Linked DNA regions of Homo sapiens: region 2 is linked to region 1. A link is an interaction called in ENCODE POLR2A ChIA-PET data of the cell type or tissue named here. Cell type or tissue: K562. All regions are shown on one strand. Each heading gives the region's core, and the rest is flanking DNA. Links, peaks and the distances in the headings are about the cores only. Region 1 overlaps LINC03143 (long intergenic non-protein coding RNA 3143). Region 2 overlaps RBM5 (RNA binding motif protein 5).

Region 1 (2,901 bases), core at 278-2,777:
AGAGGCTCCCATCCACTCCCACTGTGCCCCCATAGGCCCTCACTGCCTTATGTTTTTCCAGGCCCAGGGGCCCTGTCTCTGTTTCATCACCCCGCACCTTCCTCCACCTGTGTTCACTCTGGGAAACGGTATCAGAAACCCCCCCGCCACCGCCATTATCTTTCCAATAGCCTGGGAGTCAACCCCCAGCCAAAAGGACTAGACTGTCTCTGTCCCCATTGAGTGCTGTGCCCTGTCCTCTGTCCTCTAGATGTGTACCCTCCCTTGAGTAGGAATGGAGGTCTCCAGGGATGGGAGGTCAAGTTGTCCCTGATTCCACATGGTCCCCTTTCTGTTCCTCAGCCCCAGGTCCAGTGTGCCAGGCCATGGGTAGGGGCCCCCATGGAGGTCAGCACTCCAGGAGCAAGGTCACTGCCTGTGGGTCACACTGGGGGCTGGAACTCCTCGAGGATTCTGGAATCAGGCAGCCTGAGCCTGAGTCTCAACAGAATGGGGCAAACCAGGCAAGGCAGCTGGGGTCCCTTTTCCTGCCTGTACTCCTACCCTGGACCTCTCTCTTTTGAGGGAGCTTCCATGGGCAGAGACCTGCCTGGGTCCTTGCTCTGGGGCTGCCTGTCAGTGGCATGGCCTACCACGGCCTTGGCTTTTCCTTCTGGAAAAACCTGGATTGTTGTGCCAAATCTCAGCACCTGCCTCCCCACCCCTGGCCACCAGCTGGGCCTGCCCCTTTGCCCCTGCCTGGACTCCGGGTGGTGTGGTTGGGGTGGGACACCCATCTGAGGAAGGTTGTGGCAACCCTCCCAGTGCAGCCTGGACTGGATGGGATCTTGGGCGCCCCACTCACACCTGCTTTAGTCATCAGGGCTTGTGGCTCCAACGTCACAACTCTTCCTTGTTCTGGCCACGTAGGTACCAGGTCATGCTGCCCAGAGGACTTAGGCACAGTGGGGGCAGGCGTGGGCGGCCATAGGATCATCACCTGAGGCCTAACTTCCCAGACACTCTAAGGCCCTGCCCCAGGGGCATCTCCTGGGGAAGCGTCTGCAGGCATGTCCTCACCCCAGCCTGGTCTCCACATTCCCAGGGAACCCTGGCCCACCTTTTTTGAAAGATTAGCTCCTCCCCTCCTTGCCTGTTCCCCTTCCCTTCTGAGGGCCCTGTCAGAACTGAGATGGAGGTGCTGAGGGAGGGGCTACCAAGAACCCTGGGCCTTTGGCTGTGGCCCTACCCCCGCCTGCCCCACCCCTGCCCTCCCCTCCTGCACATTCCTCCCAGGCTGAGGTCAGCCCTTCTGGGATGCGGGAGCCCCCCCAACCAGCCACATCACAGCTCTTCCCTCACTCCTGTTTTCCTCATTGCCCAGCAGGGAGGAGTGGGAGGAGAGGGGGCTGGGGGCGGGGCCTCCCTCTCCCTCCCTCCTCTGGAGCCCGGCAGGGTGGAGGGGGCTATGCCAGGAATGCTGGAAAGTGGACTCTGAGGGCACACTGCACTCATGAACAGACATTTACATAAATACTACATTCTCCTAACTGGCTAGGGGAGAGCCTCCCAGGAGTACTGGGTATGGGGCTCTGAATGCTCTGGGGGAGGGCTGAGGAGTCTGGAGCCAGCCCCAAGGATCAACCCCCTTGTTAGTCCAGCAGGAGGTGGGGCTGAATCCCTACCCTGCCGCTTAGCCGACCCCGTGGCCCTAGCTGGAGTCTGCACCTCTCATTTTCCCTGCAGCTGCAGACAGTGGCCAGGCAGGTCTGGCACACAGTGGGGGTACCACAGGTATGCACTCTTGCTGCCACCTTAGCTCTGGGCATCTTGGGCACCCAGGCCTATGAGGGCCTCAGAGAAACCCTCCACTGCTGCCTCTTCCATCCCAGCTGAACAAGGCCCCTTCTCGGGCTCAGCTCCTCTCTTGTCCCCTTTTGCTGTGCCCCTCACCCCAGTACTTTTTTTTTTCTTCTTTTTTTTGAGACAGGATCTTGCTTTGTCACCCAGGGTGGAGTGCAGTGGTGGGATCATGGCTCATGGCAGCCTCAACCTGCCGAGCTCAAGTGATCCTCCCACCTCAACCTCCTGAGTAGCTGGGACTACAGGCATGTGCCACCATGCCTAGCTAATTTTTTTGTATTATTATTTTTTTTTGGTAGAGATGAGGTTTTGTCATGTTGCCCAGGCTGGTCTTGAACTCCTGGGCTCAAGCAGTCCTCCTGCCTTGGCCTCCCAAAGTGCTGGGATTAGAGGCATGAGTCACCGCTCCCGGCCACCTCAGTACAATTACTTCCTCAACCCTCTGACCCCAGGGTTCTCTTGACCCCAGGGTCCTCAACCCTCTGTGCCCAGGGTTCTACTTTAACCTCCCTCCCTCCCCTGGGTGGGGACTCCTCAGTCTTCTCCCTTCCCAAGTCCCCAACCCACCCCTGGCACTGCCAAGCCTGCCCTCCTGAGAGCCCCTACCTTTTGTCTTACTTAGGACAAGCACTGACCCCTTTACCCTCCCCCAGGCTGTATCCCTGGGGTCATTCTGTCATTTCTCTCCCCATGCCTCCCCTCTGCAGGACCGTGTCCCTGACCCCTGACTCAGAGAGCTTGCTGAAGTTTGGCGGGATTGCAGGCTTTTAGCTTGGCATTCACAGGGCCACTCTCTTTTTCATCTTTTTTTTTTTTTTTTTTTTTTTTTTTGAGACAGGATCTTGCTTTGCCACCCAGGCTGGAGTGCAGTGGCAAGATCATGGCCCACAGCAGCCTTGACCTCCAGAACTCAAGTGATCCCCCCACCTCAGCCTCCCGAGGAGCTGGGACTCCAGGCACACACCACAACACACAGTTAATTTTTGTATTTTTTGTAAAAATGGAGGTCTCACTATGTTGCCCAGGCTGATCTTGAACTCCTGGGTTCAAGTTATCCTC
Region 2 (2,901 bases), core at 113-2,612, 170 kb after region 1:
CATGATGGTATACACCTGTAGTCCTAGTTACCTGGGAGGCTGAGGTGGGAGGACTGTTTAAGCCCAGGAGTTCGAGGTTACAATGGGCTATTGCACCACTGCACTCCAGCCTGGGTGACAAAGTGCAACCCTATCTTTAAAAAAATAAAAAAATAAAAATAAGGACTCAGATGAGATTTAAAAGAGGCAGTGGATGCGTCACTGTGCCCTGAAGTACGCCTAATCAAGAATAGCCTTCCTGCTCTTTGAGGCCTACTCTCAAAATAAGGAAAAAAATCAACAGCCAAAAAATGAAGAGCCTGATGATAAACTTTTTTTTAAATTTTTTTGAGATGGAGTCTCACTCTGTTGCCCAGGCTGGAGAGCAATGGCATGATCTCGGCTCACTGCAACCTCCGCCTCCTGGGTTCAAGCAATTCTGCCTCAGCCTCAAGAGTAGCTGGGACTACAGGCGCATGTCGCCACACCCAGCTAATATTTTATATTTTAGTAGAGAGGGGTTTCACCATGTTGCCCAGGCTGGTCTCCATCTCTTGGGCTCAGGTAATCCACCCACCTTGGCCTCCCAAAGTGCTGGGATTACAGGCGTGAGCCACCGCACCAGGCCAGGTAAACATTTTTAATGGATCATACTTTTCTTACAGTTAAATTATTGGTAAAAATTTTCAAAGTTCATCACATTCTTAGGCTCCTAATAAATCAAACATTAATTGGGGCTAGAATAAAGTATTCTGGCTGGTAGGCTTGTTCCAATGTCAGACCAACTCCTTTTTCCAAAAGGCCACAAAAATATACTAGTCTCTTCATCAATAATATCAGGCATGAATACTACCATGAAAAAAAAAACAGGGTGAAATTTGTGGAAACAAGATTCTCACTGGCCTCTACTTTCCATAACTAGGTGCAACGGCTGCAAGACTACACACAGCCAATCCTCATTATCCTCAGGTATCACACCTGTGAATTCAACCACTCATTAAAATTTCTAACACTCAAATCAATACTTGTAGCAGTTTCTTTTTTTTTTTTTTTGAGACAGTCTTGCTCTGTCGCCCAGGCTGGAGTGCAATGGCACGATCTCGGCTCACTGCAAGCTCCGCCTCTCAGATTCATGCCATTCTCCTGCCTCAGCCTCCTGAGTAACTGGGACTACAGGCGCCCGCCACCACGGCTGGCTAATTTTTTTGTAGTTTTAGTAGAGACAGGGTTTCACCGTGCTAGCCAGGATGGTCTCGATCTCCTGACCTTGTGATCCGCCTGCCTCAGAATCCTAAAGTGCTGGGATTACAGGCGTGAGCCACCGCACCTGGCCAACCCTCAGTAATATTCTTTTAGGCTTAGCTAGACTTTTGAGAACTCTAGCCCCTAGCCACAATAGCACTTTGCCACTCATCCCTCTCCTGCCAAAAGCCTCTGACTCCAGCCAAATCAAGCCGATTGCTAGGCCTTATCTAGATTCAGTACCTTTCTATTCCCTGCTCATGTGATACCCCTCCGCCTGAAGGGCCCATCTACCACACCATTCCCTTAGTTTTCCACGCCTATAATCCTAGCACTTTGGGAGACCCAGGCGGGAGGATTGATTGAAGACAAGAGTTCAAGACCAGTCTAGGCAATAAAGAGAGACCTTGTCTCTACAAAAAAAAAAACAAACGATAAAAAAAAAAATTAGCTCGGAGTGGTGACACATGCCTGTAATCCCAGCTACTTGGGAGGCTGAGGCTGGTGGATTGCCTGAGCCCCAAAAGTTGGAGGCTGCTGTGAGCCACAATCACGCGATTGCACTCCAGCCTATGCGACAGAGTAAGGCCCTGTCTCACAAAAATAAAAATAGAAGATTCCTTACCCTCCACTAGTAACAATTTCCTTTAAATAACCTTCAAGAGCTCTTAGGCAGACCTCTTTCAATAGGACCTTTTCCGACATGACCCTCTTTTTGAGACAGGGTCTTGCTCTGTCGCTCAGGCTGGAGTGCAGTGGCGTGAACACAACTCACTGTACCCTTGACCTCCTAGGCTCAAGTGATCTTCCTGCCTCAGTCTCCCAAGTAACTGGGACCACAGACAAGCGCCATTAAGACTGGCTATTTTTTTTTTTTTTTGGAGAGATGCGTCTTACCATGTTGTCCAGGTTGGACTTGAACTCCTGGGCTCAAGCACTCTTTTCACCTTGGCCTCCCGAAGTGCTGGGATTACAGGCATGAGTTACCATACTCGGCCTCTGACCCCTTTCTATTCTGCATTGTCACCATTATCTGCTGACCTTAGCTACTCATCCATAAGCTTTTTTGAGGCAAGATCCATAGCTCTGTGTCACTGTAGCATCTAACATGTACAGTGTAGCAGATGTGCAGTGGATCACAAATAATGGAATGATTACCCACTATTAACTCTAATATCCTGTCTCACATTTGTCACATTCATTACTTCCAGGGTTTAGAAACCCAAAGCTACGGGAATCCAATGCTTATTTTGAGCTTTATCCAAAATTCAACTAAACATTAGTCAGAATATTACTTTGATTACTCCAAGAAAACAAATACTGGCACACTGCTGTTTTAAAACCTCACATTCATTTTTACCAAGAGCACTGGCTGAGTAACATACTGTGTTCAAGGGTTGGGGACACAGAGGTGACTAGTTCACACAGAGGCCTATTTTCAGAGATCTTGTGGTAGAGATGAGACATGTGTGTTGATGGCTACAGTAAAGGTGCTACACAAAAGTCATGAATACAGTGCCTTAGGAAGAGAATAACGAAGAAGAAGCTCTGCCCGATAGATCAGGCTTTACATACAGGCGTCTCCAAGCAGAAAAAGGCACAACAGTAGAGCAATGGACATGTCCAAAGTCCAGGATGTGGAAAGTAGGGTGTGGCTGGAAGGAAGGGTGAGGACCAGAG

Evidence for each region. ChIA-PET counts read pairs that join two places held together with the same protein. Peaks named below come from ENCODE experiments on the same cell type or tissue, not always from the same donor. Only the 100,000 strongest peaks of a DNase experiment are listed, where the experiment ranks them.
Region 2: POLR2A ChIA-PET joins it to region 1 with 5 read pairs; 5 of 35 experiments call an interaction of 5 or more read pairs at or near these places.

The regions. Positions count from the first base shown.
Region 1 is chr3:50,263,271-50,266,171 of GRCh38, reverse strand. It overlaps LINC03143 (long intergenic non-protein coding RNA 3143), which reads right to left. Exons shown (of 1, transcript NR_198941.1): 1 at 2,814-2,901. It also overlaps a transcript of SEMA3B not described here. Among named protein-coding and RNA genes, the nearest start is that of SEMA3B-AS1, 2.6 kb to the left of the region's middle. RefSeq lists enhancers at 670-1,245, 1,121-1,415, 1,246-1,819, 1,820-2,395. In K562, for the core only: no CTCF peak of the experiment used is centred there; a DNase peak (open chromatin) is centred at 1,611.
Region 2 is chr3:50,095,525-50,098,425 of GRCh38, reverse strand. The region is part of intron 4 of RBM5 (RNA binding motif protein 5); the gene reads right to left. Among named protein-coding and RNA genes, the nearest start is that of RBM5-AS1, 4.0 kb to the left of the region's middle. In K562, for the core only: no CTCF peak of the experiment used is centred there; no DNase peak of the experiment used is centred there.